Regions from separate parts of the Homo sapiens genome. Here regions 2, 3, 4, 5, 6 and 7 are each linked to region 1. Evidence: chromatin contacts called from ENCODE Hi-C or POLR2A ChIA-PET data. All regions are on one chromosome and are shown on one strand. The core of a region is the stretch at or near the end of the contact, and the rest is flanking DNA. Distances in the headings are between cores, read along the strand shown.

Region 1 (3,322 bases), core at 272-2,771:
TGATAAATGTCTTAACAGCAATTCCCCAAAAAAGCCTTTAAACCCTTTTGATCAATGGCCCACGTCCACTCCTACAGCCTACTAATCTGTTCTAGAGTAGTAAATTCTAGTATATTGTAAAAAATACAAAGTGCTACTACACACCATTTTATTTTTCAGTTATTCATATTCACTCTCTTCCTCTTCAAAGTTAAATTCCCAGATACAAGTAGGCAAGAAGATTCAGCACTAACAATGAGACAATCCACCTGGAAAACAGGTAAGTATGGGAACTCAAATTGAAGCAGATTATCTAAAACACATCAGCTTACACAGTAACAACAAATCCAAAGAGCTCGAGCGAGATGACCATTCACAACGCTGTCAATGGCAACAACAGTTAAAAACAGAAGGCCACAGGTGTTGGTTAGCAGGCTCTTCGGGGAAGGTGAAGGAGGTAAAGAATCAAAGGAAGTTTCCAAAGAAAATAGCGATTAGTGCTGAAAAACAAAAAGGAGGGATGCAATTTGGGTTACCAGAGAAAACTGCTTGTAGAAACCAGTACAATCTCCGAATCCTTCGCAATACTATAAAATAAGCATCCTCATTGCATGCCAAGTGCTTCTTTAACCTGTAATCCACCCCGTCCTCTCCCTCAAAATCTGCGTTAAACTGAATTTTAAAAACATTTTAGGGGAGGGGGTAAGCAGTTGGTTTCCCGCTTGACAGTAATTGTGGCCACGGAGCGCGAAGCTCCACACTCCACACAGCGCGCCACCCACAGAGGCGCTTCTCAAAAGTTGCCACCCATCTTGGCCACGAGTCCCGGGACACGGACTCGCCTCCTCCGACGACGGCAGCCGGGACCGGCCGGGATCCGGGAGCCCAGCGCCGACCCTCTCCCCTCTGCGCGCCGCCGCCGCCGCCGTCAATCAACGCCCCCCTCCCAGGGACTCGGCCCGGGGGCGCGGCCCGGGGCGGGGCGCGATCGCGGCGCGTCGAAGGGGCCCCCAACAGCCGCCAGCTTGCGGAGCAGCGGGACCGCCGCCCACGAAACGAAAGTTGCCCGCGACCGAGCCCGGCCGACGGGGGGCGGTCCGTGCGCGGCCGGAGAGAGGAGCGGCGCCCCGACCGGGCCTCCGGCCTGCCTCGCTCACCTCTCGGGGTGCGCCGCCTTCCTCCGCCGCTGCCGCCTCCTCCTCCCTGTGAGTGCAGCGGGGTCTGCCCTGTGGAACCACCATACCAGTCCCGCCCGCTGCTGCAGCGCCGCCACCGCCGCCGCTCCTCTGCCGCCTTAGTCGCTGCTCTTTGTTCCCCCTCCGAGAGCCACTGCTTCGGCTGCCCGCCTCAGCCGCCCCGACGGGCCGCCACTACGCCCTCCCGCCCTCTCGGCCCCCGGCCTCGCCCTCCTCGCTGCGCCCGCCGCTGCCTTCGCCTCCGCGCCGCCGTCGCCGCCGCCACCGACGCCGCCGCCTCCTCCTCCGCGCCCCCCTCGTTTTCATTGAAAGCAAACAAGCATCATGGCGGCGGCCGCCGTCCCTCAGCCAGCGAGCGCCCGGACCGCCGCCGGCGCTCCAACATCCTGGCCGCTCATTGGGCGCCGTCGCCGGGCACAACCATCCGCCCTTCGGTGCGGGGGTCGCTCCCGGCACGCAGCTGCCCAGGCCCCGCCCCCTTACCCCCGCGCTGGAGAGCGGTGGACCGGCCCGGCGCGCTGCGGGCCCTGCCTCCCTGCCTGCCGCCCTCCATCCCTTCCTCTCCGTCCATCCTTCGTCTCCTTCTGTTCCCGCTCTCCTCGCTCCTTTCCTGCCTTGGCACTTCTGTTTTCTCCTCTCCTTAGCGCTCCTCCATTTTTCATCTACTTCTTTTTCCGCCCCAGGTTGTCCACTTTTTTTTTGTTTTTTGAGACGGTGTCTTGCTCTTTCACCCAGGCCAGAGTGCAGTGGGGCGATCTTGGCTCACTGCAAGCTCCGCCTCCCGGGTTCACACCATTCTCCTGCCTCAGCCTCCCGAGTAGCTGGGACTACAGGCGCCCGCCACCGCGCCCGGCTCATTTTTTGTATTTTTAGTAGAGACGGGGTTTCACCGTGTTAGCCAGGATGGTCTCCATCTCCTGACCTCGTGATCCGCCCACCTCCGCCTCCCAAAGTGCTGGGATGGCAGGCGTGAGCCACCGCGCCCGGCTGGGTTGTCCACTTTTATCTCCTCTTTTCCTTGATCGTCCTCCCCTTTTTTTCTCCTCTTCCTTTTCCTTAAGCCTTCGCCTGTCAATCACGTCGAAACACAGTATTTGACCGGAGCCAGTATCTTGATCTGCCTAAAGACAAGACATTCAATCGTGAACAGTCGAATATTATTCCTTCCTCAATTATACAAAGAAGAGTAAGTTAACATACCACTTCAGCCTATTAATGGTAATTCATTCCATTACATTAATGGACAGTTTTGGTGCTGGGGTCCTAGCCTGGGTAACGGACAGCAGCTGCTGTGCTCCAAGATCAAAAGGTGTTCAGGGCAAACTCTGGTGTTTGAAGGTCAGCAGAGAAATGACTGGGCTGATTCATGATGCTTACATCAAGAAATATTAGTTGACTGATGGTCAGGGCACAGAGATGAATCAGACCCCACCCAGCCCTGAGTAAGCTCACAGTCTAGGGGCAAGAATAACACCCAACAGACTTAATATTGGAGGTATATTGGTCGGGCGCGGTGGCTCACGCCTGTAATCCCAGCACTTTGGGAGGCCGAGGGGGGCAGATCACCTGAGGTCCGGAGTTGGAAAACAGCCTGACCAACATGGCGAAACTTCGTCCCTACTAAAAGTACAAAAAATTAGCCAGGTCTGGTGGCTTGCACCTGTAATCCCAGCTACTCGGGAGGCTGAGGCAGGCAGGAGAATCATTTGAACCTGGGAGGCGGAGGTTGTAGTAAGCGGAGATCGCACCATTGCACTCAGGCCTGGGCAGCAAGAGCGAAACCCTGTCTCAAAAAAAAAAAAAAAATTTGAGCTATATGTTGAAGGCGTGAAGGAAAAGGAAAGCTGCCTGCCCACCTATGTGGCAAACTAGGATAGGCTGCTAACTGCTTCCTGGAAAATCAACCCTGAAGAAATGAGAGTGAGACAGGTTCCAGGAACTAACAGTAGCAACAAACCGAGGCTTCTGCTTCAGTGAAGGCTGTTGAGAGCTGGGGATGTGGGAAATGGGTTGCTGTTGCCTGGGGTGGAGGAGACCTGGCTGGAAGGGCAAGGAAAGGATGAGGGACAAAAGCTGTTCAGAGGTGAAGATGATCCCCCTCTCCCCAGCACGGCCTTGGGATGGTCATCGCTTGGCACTGCCATGAC
Region 2 (3,322 bases), core at 515-3,014, 870 kb after region 1:
CTGCTTCCTCTGCCTCCTGGGTTCAGGTGATTCTCCTGCCTCAGCCTCCAGAGTAGCTGGGATTACAGGCGTGTGCATGCATAGATAATTTTTGTATCTTTAGTAGAGATGGGGTTTCACCATGTTGGCCAAGCTGGTCTGAAACTCCTGATCTCAAGTGATCTGCCTGCCTCGGCCTCCCAAAATGCTGGTATTACACGAGTGAGCCACCGCACCTGGCCGGACTCTCTTCTTGATTACCTCAGCCAAAGTGCCTTCTGAAATGGTACCACAGGTGTGTGCTTCTAGTTCAGTTTGTAGTAGAGGGCCTGGTATGTACCGTCATTCACCCTGCCTGCTCCATCTGCATCCCCCTCACATCCAGCAAGAGTTTTCCTTTACACAGGGTTTACGGCTCCCCTGCTGATCACCTGCCAAAGCCTTCTCTCGGAGATAACACCCTTGCCAAGGCCTAAGTGGCCTTTGAAGATCAGGCCCTGCTTAGCTCTGGGCTCCTGTCTTTCTTTTGATGTCCTCTCTACTTTTTCTCAAACCTGTCAAAACTGGATTCGGACTCTGTGGCACTGGGGTTGGAAACATGCTTTGTCCGCATCTTCCCAGGGTGGCACTCAGGCTTGCACTAGCTAAGGTAGCTCTGCGGCAGGGTCCAGCACTACCTTATTGTTAATTTGTGTATTGTCTGTGTCCACTAAAGCTGGGGTGAGGAAGGCAGCCAAATCAGACATGGGGAGGCCTGGGAGGCTACGGCATCTTAGGTTTTGGGCAGTGCTGCTAGAAACCACGAACATTAGTCATCTCGCAGCATGTGTGCACATGGGGTGACCCGGGGGCCTCCTCGAATGCAGCGTCTACGCCTGGTGAATGGACGCACTCTTACCAATTCTGCTCTGGGAGATGCAGCGGTAACCTACCGAGCGCAGAGGCCGGCGCGCACCCGTGGAGCCCGCGCTCGCGATCCCTCCTCGTGCCAGGGCCCCAGGGCAGTCAAGGCCTGCCGACCGTTAGGCGGGTCAAGGGGTACACAGGGTGCGAATTCGTTAGGCAAAAGCTGGGTACAGGCGCGAGCCACAGGCACGGAAACCTCGCGCCGACCGGGGCCCTAGGCCCGACGACGGCAGGTAAGGGGAAGTGGAGGCACACAGGGCTGGGACGTGCCCCAGGCACCATACGGGTGGCTTCGGGCGCGGGACGTCCGCAGCCCCGCAGCTCCCAGGACGTTCGACAATCTGCAGCTGACCAGCTTCGGCCGGTTTGGGGATAAAGGGAAGACAGGCGGCGCGGGGAGTGGGAACGCCTGAAGGCCGCGCCCCTCCTTTCAGGTCGGCCAGGAGCGCGCCGGTAAGAGCCTGGGGGCAAGGGGTAGAAAGACGCCCACCTCATCACAACCCAGAGCTCGGGACTCCTATACAGTCCCATAGGGAACAGGCGGCCGCCATTCCCCTCCCCCACGCTGGCGGGTAAGGCTAGAGAACGGTTTCAAGGAAGACGCATGCGCATGAAATAATTATAAACCGCTAGGACTCCGAAGTTCAATATTCGCGGGAAGGCGCAGGCGCAACAAAAAGCCCGGCGGGTTTATGGGTGGGGGTGCTGAGCCCAAAACCCAAGCGTGTAATAATCCGCCGGCGGGAGGTGGGCTGGCTCTTGAAATTACGCATGCGCCAGAGCTCTTTGTGACGCAACGGGGCGGTGCGGGCAGCTGGCTGCGCGTGCGCAGAACTCGCACAAGGGACCTTATTTAGGTTGCGCAGGCGCCCGCTGGCCATTTCGTCTTAGCCACGCAGAAGTCGCGTGTCTAGGTGAGTCGCGGTGGGTCCTCGCTTGCAGTTCAGCGACCACGGTGGGTACCGTTTTTGCGAGGATTGTTTGTCCCCATATCTCTGGGAGGGCCACGGGGACCTTGGCGAGCTGCAGGCTGCCGTCGAGAGCCGCGAGTGGTTCGCTGAATCTCGGCACCGCCGCTGAGGCCTGCAGGCCGCGCCGACTCTATTGTGTGAGAAGTCGGAGGAGGCGGAGCGGAAGCGGCCGCCGCCATTTCCTTTCCTCTACGCTGGCTCTCGGCCCGGGCCCCCACGGTTCGGGGCGCCGACAGCTGTTGCTCAGGACAGCTTTGGGGGTCCGGTCGCCGGACGAGGAGGTGTTGGAGTCGCCGGGGTGGGTGCATCCGCCCGGTTTTTGCTCCGTGGGGGGGCGGTGCGGGCCCGGGCGCGCCTCGGAGGCGAAGGACAGCTTAATTGGCGCTCTCAGTTCTGGTCCTCCCCGCTTTGCAGTTTGTTTCGACGCCGGACCGCGTAAGAGACGATGATGTTGGGCACGGAAGGTGGAGAGGGATTCGTGGTGAAGGTCCGGGGCTTGCCCTGGTCTTGCTCGGCCGATGAAGTGCAGAGGTTTTTTTCTGGTGAGTTAGAACTAGGACGCGGGAGTTCGAGTTCGAGGCCGGGGCGGGCGGGCTGGCGGGCGGCCGGGCTGGGGCGGGGCGGGGCGGGGCGGGCCGGGCCGGGCCGGGCCGGGTGGGACCCGGGGCGCCCCCTGGCGAGGCGCGGGCGACTACACTCACCGCTGTGCTGCTCGCGCCCGGCGGCCCGCTGTTACGCAATGGAAATTTCGAAAGCCCCGCCCGTCCTCCTGGCCCTTGGGGGAGTGCGGCAGGTTTGGCAGACTTTGTTTTCTTTACCTATCTTTGAACACCAGCTTTTCTTTTATGGGTGTCTTTTTTTCTTTTTCTTTTGAGTTGGAGTCTCTGTCACCCAAGCTGGAGTGCAGTGGCGCGTTCTCGGCTCACTGCAACCTCCGCCTCCTGGGTTCAAGCGATTCTCCTGCCTCAGTCTCCCGAGTGTCTGGGACTAGAGGCGCGCACCGCCACGCCCGGCTAATTTTTGTATTTTTAGTAGAGACGGGGTTTCACTATTTTGGCCAGGCTGGTCTCGAACATCTGACCTCAAGTGATCCGCCCACCTCGGTTTCCCAAAATGCTGGGATTACAGGCGTGAGCCACCGCGCCTGGCCCGGGTGTCTTTTTTCGAAAGGATAAATTGGCATAGGTGGGATTTCCTCCTCAATCTTGAGAAAATGGCCGAGTGATTAGACAAATAATAGTAATGTTTTGCAATATCTTGAAGTGTAACCTCTTGTTTCCAGTTTTGGTGTTTTCTTAAAAAGGAGCATTCTTCGGAAAGTTAAAATGTCACGTCTTAATTTCAGTTTTCCTAATCAAGATTTGATAATTGAAGAGTGTTTTCTTATCTAGTTCTTAATCTGGCTCACTATACAGTTGAAGACACTGAAGCCCAGGGAAGTGTTTTTGCAGTACATAGGTTTCCTG
Region 3 (3,322 bases), core at 384-2,883, 770 kb before region 1:
CTAAAAGGGAGGGGACACAATTTCCCCAAATCTCCAATGTTGAGGAGTTCTGCCTACACTCCTTGCCCCAGGATGCCCCCAGCACCAAGGCCAAGAGGGTGTCTTGGCCCTCAGCACTGGGGTAGAACATCTGTACACAGAACCAGGCCACAGGAGAAGGCATACACAGAGCCCATGAGCACCAGCCCCTCTGAGCTGCGTCCAGCCCCCATCTCCATCCTCTGTTCTCTGGGACTACAAATCCAGGCCTGACCTGGTTCTATCCCTACCTGCAGAGACAGAAGACAGAAGGAGACAACCCCTGAGAAGCCTTTCCCCAGGGCCTGATTCCCCCTCCCACTGTAAGATCTCTCAGCCCGCACTTTGGGAGGCCGAGGTGGGCGGATCACGAGGTCAGGAAATCGAGACCATCCTGGCTAACAGGGTGAAACCCCGTTTCTACTAAAAATACAAAAAAAAAAAAATTAGCCGGGCGTGGTGGCGGGCGCCTGTAGTCCCAGCTACTCGGGAGGCTGAGGCAGGAGAGTGGCGTGAACCTGGGAGGCGGAGCTTGCAGTGAGCCGAGATCGCGCCACTGCACTGCATCCTGGGCAACAGCCAGACTCCATCTCAAAAAAAAAAAAAAAAAAAAAAACCTCTCAGCCCTGGATCAGGTCCCCTCTCCAGGAAAGGTGACAGAGTGGAGTCTAAATGACACTGCCCTAGGGCCCCGCTGGGGTGGAAAACAGACCCAGACAGCGCCCCCAGCCCTCCCTCCCCAGGGAGGAGTGAAGGGCATAACAGACAGCGGAGGACACCGGGACAGGAAGGAGGGGCCAGCCGCTCTCAAACTAAGTCTAAACCACGGCGGTGAGGAAGTGTGGTCCCAAATCCAGCCCCCTCCCGGCCGAGCTCACAGAGCTCAGGGCTGGAACTCGGAACCCTGGCCCGACGCAGGCGGCAGCACCGAAGGGAACTTGAGCCCCGGCCCCCTCAGGGGACCCACGACCGGGGCGCAGCTTTGCTGGCAGACGCCGCAATACTGCGCAGCCGCGGCCCCGCAAGCAGAAACAGGGCTGGGTCTGAGGCCTACGTGGAGCTGGGGCCCGACGGCTCACGGAAGGCAGCGGGGGGCACTGGGCGCCCCGGATCCGAGCCTCCCGGGCGGCAGGCCCTCCCAGCTGTGCGGCGCCCGGATCCCCACAAAGGCACCCCAAGCGCGGACGGCGGGACGGGCGACAGCACCAGGGTGGTGTCCCAGGCTTCCCCACCGCCGCGGACCAACTCGGCCCCGGCCCGGGCGGGGCTTCCGGAGAGATTTATCCCCCTTCCCTCTAACCTTCCTGGGGCTCCGGCTCAGGCTGGACAACGGCTCGGAGACCCAGTCCCCCTCAAGTGTTGACCCCCCCACCATCTAGAACCAGCCAACCCACCAAACCACCTCTCCCAAGCCGGGCCTCTTCCCGGCGTCCGCCGCTGACCTGATCAGAGCCGCTCTGCCGGCCCGAGGGAGCTGAGAAGGGGCTTGGGAATGGGGTCTTGAGGAGGGGCTGGCCGGAATGTGCAGCACTAGCCCAGCTGGAGCGGGCGGCGCGGGCGCGCCTGTCCCCCAGCCCACCCAACTCCCGGCCCGCGCGGCCCCCGGCACACCATAGAGACGTGGTCCTCCGCCGGCCTAGAGCGTCTCTCCAGAGCGTGTGCAGGAGCGAGACGTCATTTTGCGTCGCCTCGGGCAGGGTAGCCAGCGGCTGCATCTGAGGCGGACGCCGCAGTGTAGGGCACACCCTGAGGGTAGCGAGAGACGTGACAGGACCGAGCAGCTGGGGGCTGCAGCCTGCTCTGTCCCCACCGATCCCAGAGAGAGGCTGTGAGTCTGGATCTGGGCGTTCGCACCCTGAGAGAGGGGGTCAAAGCTCCCCTGCGGCCCCGAGGAAGAAGAGCAAGGTTGAGGACAGCCTCGGGTCACCAGAGTAGTTTGGAGGCAGGCCTGCAGGCGCGTCCCCGCTCCTCAGCTCCAAGCTGACGTATCTACACCTGCCGGCGGGCATTAAGATGGCTGGTTATGCCACTACTCCCAGCCCCATGCAGACCCTTCAGGAGGAAGCGGTGTGTGCCATCTGCTTGGATTACTTCAAGGACCCCGTGTCCATCAGCTGTGGGCACAACTTCTGCCGAGGGTGTGTGACCCAGCTGTGGAGTAAGGAGGACGAGGAGGACCAGAACGAGGAGGAAGATGAATGGGAGGAGGAGGAGGACGAGGAAGCGGTGGGGGCCATGGATGGATGGGACGGCTCCATTCGAGAGGTGTTGTATCGGGGGAATGCTGACGAAGAGTTGTTCCAAGACCAAGATGACGATGAACTCTGGCTCGGTGACAGTGGTATAACTAATTGGGACAACGTAGACTATATGTGGGACGAGGAGGAAGAAGAAGAAGAGGAAGATCAGGACTATTACCTAGGAGGCTTGAGACCTGACCTGAGAATTGATGTCTACCGAGAAGAAGAAATACTGGAAGCATACGATGAGGACGAAGATGAAGAGCTGTATCCTGACATCCACCCGCCTCCTTCCTTGCCCCTTCCAGGGCAGTTCACCTGCCCCCAGTGCCGAAAGAGCTTTACACGTCGCAGCTTTCGTCCCAACTTGCAGCTGGCCAACATGGTCCAGATAATTCGCCAGATGTGCCCCACTCCTTATCGGGGAAACCGGAGTAATGATCAGGGCATGTGCTTTAAACACCAGGAAGCCCTGAAACTCTTCTGTGAGGTGGACAAAGAGGCCATCTGTGTGGTGTGCCGAGAATCCAGGAGCCACAAACAGCACAGCGTGCTGCCTTTGGAGGAGGTGGTGCAGGAGTACCAGGTGAGAGAAATGAGGGAATGTGGGGGGATGAAGGGAGTGGAAAGGTAACTAGGAGAGCTGAGGAATGAGTAGCATTCCTTTCCCACCTCCTCAGGTACTTAGTTGCTAAACTTCTCTTTATTTGATGAGGGAGACACGGTGGAGAGAGATGGTCATATGGGTAAAAAAGGAGACACAAAACCATGAAGATTGGGGCAGATTGGCTTCCCCAGAGGAAGCTGAACAGATAATATGACGGTCACTGGAAGCGGACCACTACTGCTAATACTGGCAGTCTACCTAAGTGTAAGGGACGTGAGTAACAGATACCCAGTACTTCATTTCTCCCTAATGTGAGTCCTTGACCAATTCCCTGGGACAGGTACAGATAGGAATAGAAAGCCACAGTACTTGGAGATAATAGACATTTGGGACCTCAGCACAAGCAGTGTCAAAATAGATGTATTGGTAGACAGAAATGCCAGATGTGAGTCCTAAA
Region 4 (3,322 bases), core at 472-2,971, 750 kb before region 1:
TCCCTCCGATTGAAATATTTTTCCCCCATTTGACTTCCCTCCACAGGAACATTATTCTCCCATATACCCGCAGGGCTCTCTCCGTGTCTCTGTTCCAATGTTCTCCCCTCTTCGCATACCGTAGGAAGTAAACTGCAAATAAAACAAACCAGGGTCCCCCCTCTGTCTTGTTCACAGCTGTGTCCCCAAGACCTAAAATAAGGCCTGGCACCCAAGAGGTGCTAAGTTTCACAACATTTACTCTGCCTTGTTCAGGGCGCTTTACATTTGCTTCTTCACTTTCCACACCACCATGTAATGTAGATACTAATATTATTTCCAATCTCATTTCACAGATGAGAAACGAAAGTTGATAGATGTCACAAATAGAAAAGTATATACTTAGGTATAATGCCCCCTTTATTTTGCATAGATGTTGGTGGCTGCTATCATCCTGATCTGTGCCCCTGTTTAAAACTACTTGAATAGACATGGTGCCAACACTGTCTCTTATAGTCAGAGATGGGTGAGAATGGGAGCCATTACTTATTTAAATTCCTGCGGTCGAGCGGAAGGCAGAAGGACAGTTAGGTATCCGTGTTCCACCGCTTCCCTGTCTGGGCACGTCCTTCAGGGCACAGTTGGACCCCCAGACCCCTGGGCTTTTGTGTACGCTGGCTGGGCCCAGAGAGAGCTTTCCACTAGATGTCCCCAGAAGTCAGAACCTTAAGGTCCTCCTTTGGGCATTTCCGTTTCTGCGAGAGCTTCCCGTGTTCTGGCCTAGGCAGGAACGGATTGGCAGTCTAGCAACACACAGGGCAATTTTTACTTTATTATTTTATTGTATGTATGTATTTATTTATTTGAGTCGGAGTCTCGCTCTGCTGCCCAGGCTGGAGTGCAGTGGCGCGATCTCGGTTCACTGCAACCTCCGCCTCTCAGGTTCAAGGGATTCTCCTGCCTCAGCCTCCCGAGTAACTGGGATTACAGGCACCCCCCACCACGCCTGGCTAATTTTAATTTTTTTTATTTATTTATTTGGAAAGAGGTTGCATCATGTTGGCCAGGCTAGTCTTGAACTCCTGACCTTAAGTGATCCACCCGCCTCGGCCTCTCAAAGTGGTAGGATTACAGGCATGAGCCACCGCGCCCGGGAAAAAGAGACCAATTCTTAGTTCATCCAGAGTAACCCTCTCCTGCCTTAGTCCAGCCTGGACTAAGTCCTTCCGGAGTTGGTGTGCATCAGAACAAAAACCTCGTGAGGGGAGAACACCCTCCGGAAGCACAGTTTTAAAGTTTATTTTTAACATTTTAATACTCTACTTTTTAAATTGCCCATCGTTACCCACGATAGTGAAATGAAAATTAAGCTCCCCTGGGGTTGCCCCGTCAACCCTCCCCGCACCAAGTGGAACAGGCGGAGCTCGAGCTATGCCACATAGGGGCGGGGAAGCAGCCCGGCGGTCCTCATGGGAATGTGCCGTACACTTCACCTCTTTCGCTTCTCGCTCTACATCATCCCTGAGAAGCCTTTTTAAACACTTGAATGTGCTTGTTTCAGAGTGTATTTGTAAAGTGCAGTCAGATTTTGTTGTACGGAAGACGGGACTGTGATGCCTTGCAATTTCCCTCTGCCTTTTGCATTACATGGCGCCGCCATCTTGAGCAGAAATGTATCATGGGGCTCGCCATTTTGCATGGTCGAGCGGGTATTTCCGGTTCCGGCGGGGGGCTTTTCTCTCTCTCTTTCACTGCAAGGCGGCGGCAGGAGAGGTTGTGGTGCTAGTTTCTCTAAGCCATCCAGTGCCATCCTCGTCGCTGCAGCGACACACGCTCTCGCCGCCGCCATGACTGAGCAGATGACCCTTCGTGGCACCCTCAAGGGCCACAACGGCTGGGTAACCCAGATCGCTACTACCCCGCAGTTCCCGGACATGATCCTCTCCGCCTCTCGAGGTACGGACTAAGGTAGATTTCAGGACCCGAGATTGCAGGGCTGGGGGATTCCGCGTGTCGTGTAGGGAATTCCGCGTGTGGTGTGGCAGGCCGGTGGCGCGCGAGTTGGCGGGGACTGACAGACTTCTCTGCCCCATTGTGAATTGGGGCGTGCGGACCCGAGCCTAGGCCTCAACCCGGGCGAACCACATTGCAGATGAGAACCTACGTGTACATCAGCTCGCAGCTGCTAGGAGGGTTGGAGAGTTGGAAACTTTTAAAATATCTTTTGCCTTCTCCTTCGTAGTGTGGCCGGGGGCCTACGGGCCGGGCGGGGCGGTGATGACCCCAACATGCCATCTGAGTGTCGGTGCTGAAATCCAGAGGCTGTTTCTGAGCTGCCGCCCGGCCCAAGGCTCGTGGGGAGGCAGGTGGACTCCAGAGGACCTCGTGGCTCAAGTGTCGGCCTACTTTTTCTGCCCCTGGTTCTCCCCGTCCCTATCCCTGTGTTCCTGACTGCGTTTAGACGCTTCTTGTGCTTCCGCTTTGCTGCTACACTGTTAAGAATTGTCTGACTTTTGAATCATGTCTGGCTGTTAATCGTAAAATTTGTTGAGTGGGACAGGTTTCAGTAAAAGCATCCAATCCTGTAGCGCCTGAAGTGGCTTTTCCAGCATTCATTACTACATTTCTGTCGGCCCTCAGAGGTAGGCATAGGAGGCCCCAGCTACTCTACAGCCACAAACTGCTGTGCATTTGGTTGCAGAGAAGACACAAAGTGGCTGTTGAGTTCGTCTGAGTTTCAGGAAAGGGTGTCTGTATTTCTGGCACCTAAATTAAGTTCTCAGGATACAGGCTGGGCGCGGTGGCTCACGCCTATAATCCCAGCACTTTGGAAGGCAGAGGCGAGTGGATCACTTGAGATCAGGAGTTAGAGACTAGCCTGGCCAATGGTGAAACCGCATCTCTAGTTAAAAAATTAGCCAGACGTGCTGGCAGGTGCCAGCTGGCCAAGTAATCCCAGCTACTTGGGAGGCTGAGGCGGGAGAATTGCTTGAACACGGGAGGTGGAGTTTGGAGTGAGCCGAGATCATGCCACTGCACTCCAGCCTGGGCGACAGAGCGAGACTCCATCTCAAGAAAAAAAAAAGTTATCAGGGTACAGTTTACCTCTACGTGCGTTTTTAGTCTGGAATAGAGCCACTCAGTCCTGGTCTGTAACTGCTCTTGTCTGTTGTTTCCATCCCTCCTTAAGCGTCCTTAGTTGTTGTTAACCCACTCATGACCTTGACACTTAGTGAATTATCCAGTGTGTTAAACGGGCTGCGGGTTCCTCACTGATTTTTCTTCTGTTTTACCTCCTTTAGATAAGACCATCATCATGTGGAAACTGACCAGGGATGAGACC
Region 5 (3,322 bases), core at 276-2,775, 700 kb before region 1:
CAGTTGACACAGCACCAGACAATCAGAATACCGCATCCTCCAGGCTGAGGACAGGGTCATTTCAAAGTCCTGCCTACAGAAGCATTCCAGAGAGTGAATCCTATGTCCTGCTCATACATGGAGAGCAGCTCTAAAACCGGGTAGCCAATTCAGGCATTTGAATACCACTGATTTCCACAAGGAAAACCGATCTCTAACATTAATTTCCTAACTGAATCACCTATTGTTACCGTTAAGCCTTAATGTTATCTGGCTTGTATGGCTTTTTGATTAAGTATCATAATTCCCTTTGTACCATCCAACAAATGTGCTGGGCATCACAACACACATTACAGGTCCCAGAAAGTACCATGTCTGGTGAAGGTGTCACATGAGGGTCAGGTCTGGGGACTGGGAGTAGCTGTCCGCATGTTTATTTTCCGTTTTTGTGTCCATGAGTGCAATCGTGTGTCTATCAGAGTGTGTGTGTTTGCAGAGTGACTACATATATAGCTATGTATCTTAAGAAATGTAACAACAGTTACTGTAACAATTGCATAGAGAAGGGAACAGATGTTCTTTCTTGCTAACCAGGGCAGTACAGTAACTTGGATGTCAGGATGCTGGTGTCCTCGAGGGCATGTGTGTGCATTTCCCTCTCCTAGACTCTGGGCATCATAAACTCTAGGGACCTCTGGGTCTGTGAGAACAACTGGCCTAACTTGGGCCCTTCTTATTCAACCCATCAGTCCTAGCTGCTGACCCATAAGCGCAGGCCTCTGCCGCCAGACCCTCACAGGGACCCTCAGCATCCAGAATGGGGGGCACCTAGAGGCCCACCTCTGGCCTGGCCGCCCAGTGACCCAAGTCACCCGGCATTGCAGGGAGCACAGGGCAGGCTAGGCCACCAGACCAAGGTCCACCTCCTACACCCACCACTTTCTGTCCTTTGCCAGGCTGAGCCCTCATCCTTTTCCCCTCTCCTCCGGCCCGTGGGCCCTTTAAGGGCCCTGACAGAACATGTCAGGGTGTACCCTAAAAGCTGCCTTTTCCTACTTCATCCAAATGTGAGACGGGGCTGGCACCCACCCGCAACCTCGCCTGGACCCTTCCCACCCCAGCGCCTCCAAACACCTGGCCCTCCTGATTCCCCGCCTCCCCCGCCACACTCCCGCTGGGCCTCCACCTCCTGATGACCCCACTGTTCCCCCACCGCCCAGCTCGCCCCAGGTCCCGCCCTAACCTCTCGGATCTGGACTCCCTGCAGGACGGGCGCACTGACACCCTTCCCTGACCTTTCCATAGCCTTGACCTGGATCCCCGCTTCCTCACGCACAGCAAGACGCAAAACGTGCTCCCCAATCCTGCGCACGCCCTTCCCTGGCCCCCGCCCCGCCCAAGGCCCGGGGCGGTCCTCACAGCTCGGAGCTCGGCGGTGCCGCCCCGCCCCGACAGCTCCCGCCCGCGCGCGCGCCCAACGACGGCACTGTCTTCGCGGAGCCCTCTGCCGGGACTAACGGCCGTTCCGTGCCACGGACGCACGGGCAAGATGGCTGCGGCCGTGGGAGGAGCTTGGGTCCAGCAGCCACAGAACTCGGCCGAGGGTTCAGCGGACTGCGGCTGCGCGGCGCCGGCGACAGCGTCAACTGCTTTTGTGTCAAAAGGAAACCAACAGCCGGCTCCATAGCTCAGGGGTTAGAGCACTGGTCTTGTAAACCAGGGTCGCGAGTTCAAATCTCGCTGGGGCCTGCTTCCGTCTTTTCCTATTCTTTCCTTAAAGATAGAAAAGTGGAAGATAGGCAAGCCTACTTCCGCCTTCCTGGGAGGCCAGAGCCTGGCGGAGTCACTTTCTTTTTGCCTCTAAGATACCCACCGCGCAAGGCTACTTTCCTACCACTTCCTTATCTCTTGAAGAGTCAGACCCACTGCGGGCTTCCTTTTCCATCACGGGTTCCCTGGGCCCCGCGCGCCCTCTCCCCACGACCCCGCTCACTTCCTTCTGCGCGCTCCCCGGGAGCGTCTTTCCGCTTCTCTCCGGTCTTCCCACTCCAGCTAGGGACTCGCCCTCGTGTCTCCTTCCCTCTCTCCAGGGGGAGACGATGGCACTACCGCGCCCCTTCCCGCCATGCGTTTGTTTGCGGCGTTCCCCGACGCGCGCGCTGAGGCTCTGGTCTGCGGCTCTGCGCTTGGCGGCTGCGCGCCCTCGGCCTTCGGGTCCCCGCCGCCTCCGTGCTGCAAGGTCTGATTTCTTCCTGTGGAGTTAACACGGAAAAGCGCAGACGGCCACATTCATGACCCGGGAGTAACGGCTCTACCTGTCACATTCGCTTTCAGCCTAAAACAAAATTTTAGTTTATTTTAGACAAAATATATAACTAAGGTATGCTGGCCTTCTGACTGATTTATTCTTGCTGTTAACGGAAGTGTAGAAAGTGAGCCCAAGTCCTCAGTGAACAGTGGGGGCGCTGCCCAGGTGCAGGACTGGCCCCCTGGGGGTCTCGGGACGGCTCCCGCCTCCGTCTTCCCCGCACCGCGCACTTTGGAGGCCTGGGCACAGGTGGAGGCGGCGCTGGGTCCCGCCGTACACTCCCCTGTCGCAGGCGCCCTCTCTCCAGCCGGAGGGAACCTCAAAAAAGCTCTGAGCGAGTCCCCGTCCCAGGTGGGGCCGCGGCTTATACCGGGACCACTCCAGGGTAGCTCAAGGTTCGAAAACGGAATCCCTGTCCGGTGAACCAGAGAAGAGAAAATCGCTCGGGGCCACCTGGGTAGAGACCGGAGGGGTGACTGCCTTGACTGGGAGGCGTGGAGGAGCGAGCGGGGTCTGCGGCTCCGGCCGGGAGGTATGCGCTTCCCTCTCTCACCCATGCCTGCTCCGGTCCAAAGAGCCGAGACCGTGGGTCAAGACCGGGATGGATTCGCTCGGGAGAGGCCAGGAGCCTGCCAGCACGTTCGGGCACTAGCGCTCCCGGGGCTCCTCGGACTCGTGGACCCCGAAACGCCTGCCCCACAGGAAGATCACCCCACTGTAGAAGTCGGGTCACGGGGACCAGTGGCGAGCTACCTGACGGCTTAACTACAGATACCCTCCCGACGAAAGCCGTGGACTCCCAGGGTGCGTGCGTCTGCTTGTGTGTGGGGGTGTTGGCAGGCGGTCCCCATAATCATCGAAGAGACAGGTGGATGAACCTCAGGCCTCGCACTCGGGGGCTCTCAGAGTCTGGGCGTTACAGCCGCTCCCGTACACTCACGGGTCACCTGGCTGAATCAGGTGGGATCTGGGTGAGGTGCCGGGAGGTCTCCCAGGCTGGCGCTCCTGTCCAGCTGCTGGGGGAGGCGTGGGTGC
Region 6 (3,322 bases), core at 422-2,921, 670 kb before region 1:
AGTGCAGATTGGTATAAACTGTCACAGTGTCCTGGAGGGGGCCTCTGAGGTCAGTTGGACAAATGCCCACAGTGTCTTCTGGGGAAACCAGGAGTTGAAGGCTGTGCTGCCTGTGGGCCTCCCCCTCTGCTGTAGTCTCTGGAGGGAGGAGTGGGTGAGGAGGTTCCTAATCTGGGTCCTATCTGGAACCTCTTTCCTCCTGACTCTAGGTCCTGAGTTTAAGACACCGGTTTTCCCCTCTCAGCAGGGGCCAACTGGACTCCTGCATTCATTTCCGCTCAGGATTGGTCTGCACAAGGCCCTTCTTTAGCCTTTAAACTTATCCATGCCTTTAGGCTCATTTATCTGTTCCCTGCTATGCACACACTCAGTCATCCCCACCCCCATGTCTGCTGTGTGAGCAGGGCTGTGCTTGCCAGGGCACCTGGGTCTGTGAGGCTGCGGGCGCCTCTAGATCATCAATCTCGGCCTCGTCTCCTTTTTCCCCACTGGAATCTCTCGGCTCATCCACATGGCTGCCCATCCCCAATGACGATGCTCGTCCTGGCCCCACCCCCAATGACGATGCTCGTCCTGGCCCCACCCCCAGTGACGATGCTCGTCCTGGCCCCACCCCCAACGACGATGCTCGTCCTGGCCCCACCCCCAACGACGATGCTCGTCCTGGCCCCACCCCCAACGACGATGCTCGTCCTGGCCCCACCCCCAACGACGATGCTCGTCCTGGCCCCACCCCCAACGACGATGCTCGTCCTGGCCCCACCCCCAACGACGATGCTCGTCCTGGCCCCACCCCCAACGACGATGCTCGTCCTGGCCCCACCCCCAACGACGATGCTCGTCCTGGCCCCACCCCCAACGACGATGCTCGTCCTGGCCCCACCCCCAACGACGATGCTCGTCCTGGCCCCACCCCCAGTGACGATGCTCGTCCTGGCCCCACCCCCAGTGACGATGCTCGTCCTGGCCCCACCCCCAGTGACGATGCTCGTCCTGGCCCCACCCCCAGTGACGATGCTCGTCCTGGCCCCACCCCCAGTGACGATGCTCGTCCTGGCCCCACCCCCAATGACGATGCACGACCTGGCCCCAGCCCTGGGGGTTTCTTGGGGACATCCTAGGTGTGATCTCACTGGGTCTGGGCTGCCTCTCCTCACTGCCTCCTAGGAAGCCCCACCGCCTGCTCACTCTTCAGTCATCAGGCTCTGGCTGCGTCGCCCACACTTTCGGAACCAGCCTCTCCCCTCACCGCCCGGGGCCCTTCCTTCGCCTCCTGAAACAGCCTCCCCGGCCCTGCACCTAGTGTGGGTTTGGGCAAAGCCCCTGCATCCTTCTGAGCTCAGGGCCTGCCACAGGCCAAAGCCTTGGCCACCCCCGACGCTGCCCCCTGCTCCCTGCATTTCTGTGCTGGAGGGGCTGTGAGCGTGCGCTACCATGGCCAGGGTGCTATTATTTCACTCTGCCATGTGTGGAGTGTGGGGTGTCACCCTCGGGTGTCAGCTCAGGACCACACAGGCCCTGGGACAGGGATGATGGGAGCACGGTTGCCAGCTCCAGGGAGGCCCAGACCTGCCTGCCTGGGTCACCCTCATGTACGTCCCAGTCTGTTAGTGACCACAGTGGGTCTTCGGGAGACAGGCAGACCTCCCACACCCCTGAAAGTTGGGCCTGGGGGATGGCTGTGGGTTAGAGAGGAGGGCCTCGCCCACAGGGACCTCGGGCCATGGGCACTTCCCCGCTGCAGCCTCTGCCCTGCAGCACCCCCTGGCTCTGGGTGTGGCTTTTGAGGTCCCCACAATCACACCCATCCTCTGCCTGCAGGTGTTCCCCACCACCCTCCCATGAGCCCCTTCCCTGCACCTCCCCCAGGCCGTCCTCAGCGGGGCCTCTGCTGATCTTCTCCGCAGTCAGTAGGAGCTCCCACGGGGTCCTCCTGGGCCGACCTGTGCTGCCGCCACGCACCTCACTCTCTTTACTGTTGCCAGCCCCCTGCAGTCCATACTGTTATTATCCCCATGTGACAGATGAGGACACCGAGGCACAGAGAGGCTGGCAGCCTTGCCAAGGGCAGCAGGAGGGAGGCTGGAATAGTCTGGACCCCACTCCGCTCTCTTTTTCACCTACACTAGATCTGTCTGTATGGCCACATCCCTGGCTATTTCAGCCCAATACGATGGCACAGGTCACTTAAATAAAAAAGAAAACAAACCAATAAACAAACATAAGCGCCTGCACCTGCCCCATGCTGTCTGTGCTTTCTCCTCTGGTTGGGATCGTGGCTCTCTGCTGCCCTCCTGTGGCCGTTGGTTTTCCTGGGTGGGGAAGGGTGCTGGCCTCATTCACAACAGCAGATACTCATTCCTCCAGGGTCAGGCTATGGGGCTCAACGTGATCAGGACAGATCTGAGCCCCGTGGTTATGGAGATGCCAGCTTAGCTTTCATACGTGACACAAACACATACACAGTCTTTCCAAATGGAGGTGTAGAGCAATTTTTAAATTTAAAATTCATGTTTTATTTTTAATTGTTCTAGAGATGGGGTTTCGCTATGTTGCCCAGGCTGGTCTCAAACTCCTGGGCTCAAGTGATCCTCCTGCCTTGGCTTCCCAAAGTGCTGGGATTACAGACATGAGAAACCCTGTCCAGCTGAAATGGAACATTTCTAATCTGTAGAGATAGGATCTCTCTGAGTTGCCCTGGCTGGGGTGCAGTGACACTGCAGCGTCAGACTCCCGGGCTCAAGTGATCCTCCCACCTTGGCCTCCCCATTATCAGCTGGGATTATAGGAATGAGCCACCATGCCTGGCTTCAAGCAATTTTTTATATTCACACACACACACAAAACATTGACCTAACTGATTGCAATGAAGATTTGTCACATCTATGCCCCAAAATCACCCAATAAAATGAACAGACAACTTGATGGGAAAGGATTTGGTAAGGTAGTTGGCAAAAAAAAAACTGGCCTTGAGCATTTTAAACTGTTAATTATAAAAAATGTCAGGCATACACAAAAGTGAAGCAAGTAACAAAAACTCCCATGTCCCCTGGCAAGATTCTTGCTTCTTTTACTCTCCTGTGCTTTCACATGTTTTCTTTTTATTTTTTGTTTATTTATTTATTTACTTATTTATTTTCGAGACAGGCTTCTGCTCTGTGGCCCAGGCTGGAGTGCAGTGGCATGATCATGGGTCATTGCAGCCTCAGCCTCCTAAGCTCAAGCAATCCTTCCGCCTCAGCCTCCCAAGGAACTCAGCCTCCCAAGTAACCACGCCCGGCTGATTTTTGTACTTTTTGTAGAGATGGGGTTTCACCATGTT
Region 7 (3,322 bases), core at 255-2,754, 520 kb after region 1:
GAGCCGCACCTCCATCCCCCCAGGTGGTGCTGCGGCTTTACCAGGTCCCCACCAACAGTTCAGCAAGCCCAGCCACCCCCCACCCTCATCTGGATACCTCTCACTCCTGCACCAGAGCCCTGATCAGAAGTCAAGGCACCTAGGCCTCCCCCGACCCCCAGCGGGATGCCTCCCATTCCTGCACCAGAGCCTTGATCAGAGGTCACAGCATCATATGTCTTCCATTACCTGTCAGTCAGCCAAGTCCCATCGTCCACCCTGTGTAGGCCTGACCTGCAGCACCTTCCCGGCCACCCCACCCTAGCGCTAACCCAGTGCATAGGTCCGTACTCCTCCTGAAAATGTATGCAAGGTACTAGGCATTTGCGTCCCCGTGACTTTTCAGAGGGAGGTTCTGTAACTTCTATCAGATCTAAGGGAGTTTGTATGCCCCAAAAGGGTTAAGCCTGTTGTGGTCTTTGTTGGTCAGTAGCCAGCATTAGTGCACTTGACCCCTGCTGGAAAGTCCAGCTGGCCCTGGGGACACCCTGGAGTAAGGAACCACTCCACACACAGAGGCTACGAGTAACAAGACATAACGCCTTAGGTGTACTGAATGTATCTGGGGCTTACCTATGGATTGGTGGGTTTCCAGCCCTTAAGTAAAAGCTTTAAGGTTTAAATAAATGCCTTCAGGGGTGATGGTTCTGGTTATTTCATTGTCTGTGAATTTAAGACTAGATTGATAAATTCATTCTTCAAGATCTTTACTCTTGTCCCCAAAGAAGTGAGTATAAGGCCATCAAACAGTGATAGGCAGACGTGTGTGTATATTGTTCAGGCCAAAGTTGTAAGCATGAATGTTTGTTCCAGATCCCAGTAGAAACTGAGTTCTCTAGACCTCTTTTTATAAATCAAAACTGCATTTTTAAACAGCTGTAAATAACATTAACTTAGAAATTGACAATCAAAGTTGTAAAGGTATATACCATGATTCAATTTGGCATCTTACTTAAAAATTTCTTTTATCTTGGCCGGGTGTGGTGGCTCACGCCTGTCATCCCAGCACTTTGGGAGGCCGAGGCGGGCGGATCACGAGGTCAGGAGATGGAAACCATCCTGGCTAACATGGTGAAACCCCGTCTCTACTAAAAATACAAAAAATTGGCTGGGCGTGGTGGCGGGCTGCTGTAGTCCCAGCTGCTTGTGAGGCTAAGGCAGGAGAATGGTGTGAACCCGGGAGGCGGAGCTTGCAGTGAGCAGAGATTGCACGACTGCACTTCAGCCTGGGCGACAGAGCAAGACTCCGTCTCAAAAACAAACAAACAAAAATTTCTTTTATCTTATCCCAAACTCAGATTAGTGTTTCTTCCAAAGCTGCCCTGAACGTCTGTCCTGGCACCCACCTTCTCCCTGTTTGGCCAGGACTCTAGAGCTTCAGAAGGCTGCTGGGCCGGGTGCTAGAGCTTGAGAAGTAATTTCTGCAGCTCTTCCGGAGGGCACAAGTTCCTTTTTTTAAGAATGCAAAACCCTGTATGACTGACTTATTTCCAGTCACAAGACTGTGACTTTCTACTTGCCTGAATAAGAGAGAAAATCTCCCATCCTCCCCCGTTAACATTTCAGCTGAAAATTGCTGAGTGTTACTTGAATCTAGGCACAGTTTACCCCTTAAAATAGTTTCAGCTTCCCTGTAGCTTTTATAAACATTCAACATAAGTTGCTTAGAAGTTTTTAAAAATGATGTTTTAAATGACATTCAATCAGGGTGCCAAAAAACTAATCACTATACAGAGAACTCTTCACTTAGCCATGATTTAGTATCTTTTTGAAACTCCATTTTTCTATGTTAGCTATTGTAGAAAGCATAACTGGTTTATAAGGTGTGATTATTTTCATTCTTAATAAATTTTCTAAGTTTCCATTAGTCCTTTTTGGAATTTGGTAAAATAAAAGGCCCAAACAACCAAATCCTACTTAGCAGTTCTTACACGGTGTTGTACATATGAGGTTGGGCTCAGGAGATTTTCTGCAAGTTATATTTTAATAAATTCCCAATATTTGTCTCTTGGGGCTTAAAATATGTCCTGAAAGGGGGAAAAGAAAACTTAACTAAAAATTCCCTTTCTTTCCATTTTGGCCTAATAAGTTTCTTGGTATGTAACTTGTGACATAATTCTCCATTATTTTATAGGCATGTTTTCCACAAATCCTGCGTGGATCCCTGGCTTAGTGAACATTGTACCTGTCCTATGTGCAAACTTAATATATTGAAGGCCCTGGGAATTGTGGTACGTTTCCTATTTTATTTGTTACCACTTTTGTATATTATTATATGTATGTGTAATACAATATAACATAATTGGCATAATAGGAGGCATGACTAAGACACAGAAGAAAACACTGGCTATATTTGCCATGTAACCATGTAAGCCCAACAGGACCTTTTTACCAGATTACTAAGAAGTCTAATCCATCTCAGAGAACTCCTGGAAGAGAAGGTAAATAACTCTACTAGGCCTTTTTTTTTCTTTTTTTAAATTTAAGAGACAAGGATTCACTCTGTGGCCCAAGCTGGAGTGTAGTGGTGCAATCATAGCTTACTGTAACCTCGAACTCCTGGGTTCAAGCAGTCCTCCCACCTCGCCTTCTGAGTAGCTGGGACTACAGGCATACACCGCCATGCCTGGCTAACTTTTTTGTTTTTTTGAGAGGGAGTTTTGCTCTTGTTGCCCAAGCTGGAGTACAATGGCACGATCTTGGCTCACTGCAACCTCCGCCTCCCAGGTTCAAGCGATTCTCCTGCCTCAGCCTTCTGAGTAGCTGGGATTGCAGGTGCCCGTCACCACCCCTGGCTAATTTTTTGTATTTTTAGTAGAGACAGGGTTTCACCATGTTGTCCAGGCTGGTCTCCAACTCCTGACCTCAGGTGATCCACCCGCCTCTGCCTCCCAAAGTGCTGGGGTTACAGGCGTGAGCCACCGTGCCTGGCCACTTTTTTATGTTTTGAAGAGACAAGATGTTCAGGCGGGTCTCAACTCCTGGCCTCAAGTGATCCTCCTGCCTCAGCCTCCCAAAGTGCTGGGATTATAGGCGTGAGTCACCACACCTGGCATGGTCCACTTTTAAAAGGGTGCTTCTGTTGGTCGATGAGTATGGGATGAAGAAAGAGAGAAGGACATGATTTTTCTTCATTCCAGTACCTACCTTTAGAAGGTAGGCTGTATGCTGTTGACTCTGTTCCAGTCATAAACTCCTCTGTGCTTGGCATAATATAAAACGATGTCATTGCTTATGTTCTTTAGCCTGAAGTTTGACTTTGATCTCTTGAGGGTTGGTAAGT

What was found. Hi-C counts contacts between places; a loop is a spot of excess contacts on that map. ChIA-PET counts read pairs that join two places held with the same protein, here RNA polymerase II (POLR2A). Pooled maps may share reads with other maps.
Region 2: a loop to region 1 is called in a map of naive thymus-derived CD4-positive, alpha-beta T cell, with 10 times the contacts of the local background. The contact joins the promoter of HNRNPH1 here to the promoter of CNOT6 in region 1. A Hi-C loop is called at or near these places in 1 of 168 maps with a recorded cell type or tissue (naive thymus-derived CD4-positive, alpha-beta T cell), 1 of 37 single-sample maps with no recorded cell type and 7 of 50 pooled maps. POLR2A ChIA-PET finds 5 or more read pairs at or near these places in 3 of 52 experiments (AG04449, H1 and activated CD4-positive, alpha-beta T cell).
Region 3: a loop to region 1 is called in a map of gastrocnemius medialis, with 7 times the contacts of the local background. The contact joins the promoter of TRIM52-AS1 here to the promoter of CNOT6 in region 1. A Hi-C loop is called at or near these places in 3 of 168 maps with a recorded cell type or tissue (CD4-positive, alpha-beta T cell, gastrocnemius medialis and naive thymus-derived CD4-positive, alpha-beta T cell), 2 of 37 single-sample maps with no recorded cell type and 12 of 50 pooled maps. POLR2A ChIA-PET finds 5 or more read pairs at or near these places in 2 of 52 experiments (BJ and activated CD4-positive, alpha-beta T cell).
Region 4: a map of CD14-positive monocyte shows a loop between it and region 1 (7-fold over the local background). The contact joins the promoter of RACK1 here to the promoter of CNOT6 in region 1. A Hi-C loop is called at or near these places in 3 of 168 maps with a recorded cell type or tissue (CD14-positive monocyte, CD4-positive, alpha-beta T cell and ascending aorta) and 10 of 50 pooled maps.
Region 5: a loop to region 1 is called in a map of endothelial cell of umbilical vein, with 3 times the contacts of the local background. The contact joins the promoter of TRIM7-AS2 here to the promoter of CNOT6 in region 1. A Hi-C loop is called at or near these places in 1 of 168 maps with a recorded cell type or tissue (endothelial cell of umbilical vein), 1 of 37 single-sample maps with no recorded cell type and 16 of 50 pooled maps. POLR2A ChIA-PET finds 5 or more read pairs at or near these places in 1 of 52 experiments (MCF 10A).
Region 6: a map of CD4-positive, alpha-beta T cell shows a loop between it and region 1 (3-fold over the local background). The contact joins the enhancer-like site here to the promoter of CNOT6 in region 1. A Hi-C loop is called at or near these places in 1 of 168 maps with a recorded cell type or tissue (CD4-positive, alpha-beta T cell) and 9 of 50 pooled maps.
Region 7: a pooled map shows a loop between it and region 1 (2.8-fold over the local background). The contact joins the enhancer-like site here to the promoter of CNOT6 in region 1. A Hi-C loop is called at or near these places in 1 of 50 pooled maps. POLR2A ChIA-PET finds 5 or more read pairs at or near these places in 2 of 52 experiments (IMR-90 and activated CD4-positive, alpha-beta T cell).

The regions. Positions count from the first base shown.
Region 1 is chr5:180,492,578-180,495,899 of GRCh38, reverse strand. CNOT6 (CCR4-NOT transcription complex subunit 6) reads right to left here and starts at 1,521. Exons shown (of 12, transcript NM_001370472.1): 1 at 1,137-1,521. RefSeq lists silencers at 752-1,011, 1,042-1,141, 1,312-1,451, 1,582-1,781.
Region 2 is chr5:179,622,113-179,625,434 of GRCh38, reverse strand. It overlaps HNRNPH1 (heterogeneous nuclear ribonucleoprotein H1), which reads left to right and starts at 1,764. Exons shown (of 14, transcript NM_001257293.2): 1 at 1,764-1,840; 2 at 2,271-2,398. The coding sequence starts at 2,302. All of the region lies in intron 4 of LOC128966623 (a long non-coding RNA gene), which reads right to left. RefSeq lists enhancers at 153-937, 938-1,723, 1,473-1,767, 1,823-1,992.
Region 3 is chr5:181,259,523-181,262,844 of GRCh38, reverse strand. TRIM52-AS1 (TRIM52 antisense RNA 1) reads right to left here and starts at 1,633. Exons shown (of 3, transcript NR_102762.1): 1 at 1,461-1,633. TRIM52 (tripartite motif containing 52) reads left to right here and starts at 1,702. Exons shown (of 2, transcript NM_001346048.2): 1 at 1,702-2,844. The coding sequence starts at 2,032. RefSeq lists silencers at 1,072-1,321, 1,432-1,581 and enhancers at 1,722-1,771, 1,952-2,001.
Region 4 is chr5:181,242,305-181,245,626 of GRCh38, reverse strand. RACK1 (receptor for activated C kinase 1) reads left to right here and starts at 1,721. Exons shown (of 8, transcript NM_006098.5): 1 at 1,721-1,935; 2 at 3,282-3,322. The coding sequence starts at 1,827. SNORD95 (small nucleolar RNA, C/D box 95) reads left to right here and starts at 2,251; the gene lies at 2,251-2,313. RefSeq lists enhancers at 1-3, 1-151, 1,477-1,546, 1,627-1,766, 1,867-1,926.
Region 5 is chr5:181,190,093-181,193,414 of GRCh38, reverse strand. It overlaps TRIM7-AS2 (TRIM7 antisense RNA 2), which reads right to left and starts at 1,525. Exons shown (of 2, transcript NR_183285.1): 1 at 1,275-1,525. LINC01962 (long intergenic non-protein coding RNA 1962) reads left to right here and starts at 1,507. Exons shown (of 2, transcript NR_108031.1): 1 at 1,507-1,673; 2 at 2,070-2,369. It overlaps TRT-TGT6-1 (tRNA-Thr (anticodon TGT) 6-1), which reads left to right and starts at 1,657; the gene lies at 1,657-1,728. RefSeq lists silencers at 1,179-1,518, 1,699-1,778, 2,399-2,528 and an enhancer at 1,539-1,718.
Region 6 is chr5:181,158,445-181,161,766 of GRCh38, reverse strand. It overlaps OR2V2 (olfactory receptor family 2 subfamily V member 2), which reads right to left. Exons shown (of 2, transcript NM_206880.2): 2 at 2,482-3,322. Among named protein-coding and RNA genes, the nearest start is that of TRV-AAC1-2, 4.0 kb to the left of the region's middle. RefSeq lists a silencer at 1-140 and enhancers at 1-170, 341-630, 1,205-1,384, 805-1,560, 1,561-2,317. Within about 2 kb of position 1,671, at least 21 of the 41 ENCODE cell types and tissues checked have a DNase peak (open chromatin) inside an H3K27ac peak, as active enhancers do; they include CD4-positive, alpha-beta T cell, where a contact is called at or near this core.
Region 7 is chr5:179,969,358-179,972,679 of GRCh38, reverse strand. It overlaps RNF130 (ring finger protein 130), which reads left to right. Exons shown (of 9, transcript NM_018434.6): 6 at 2,174-2,270. Among named protein-coding and RNA genes, the nearest start is that of MIR340, 44 kb to the left of the region's middle. Within about 2 kb of position 1,504, at least 11 of the 41 ENCODE cell types and tissues checked have a DNase peak (open chromatin) inside an H3K27ac peak, as active enhancers do.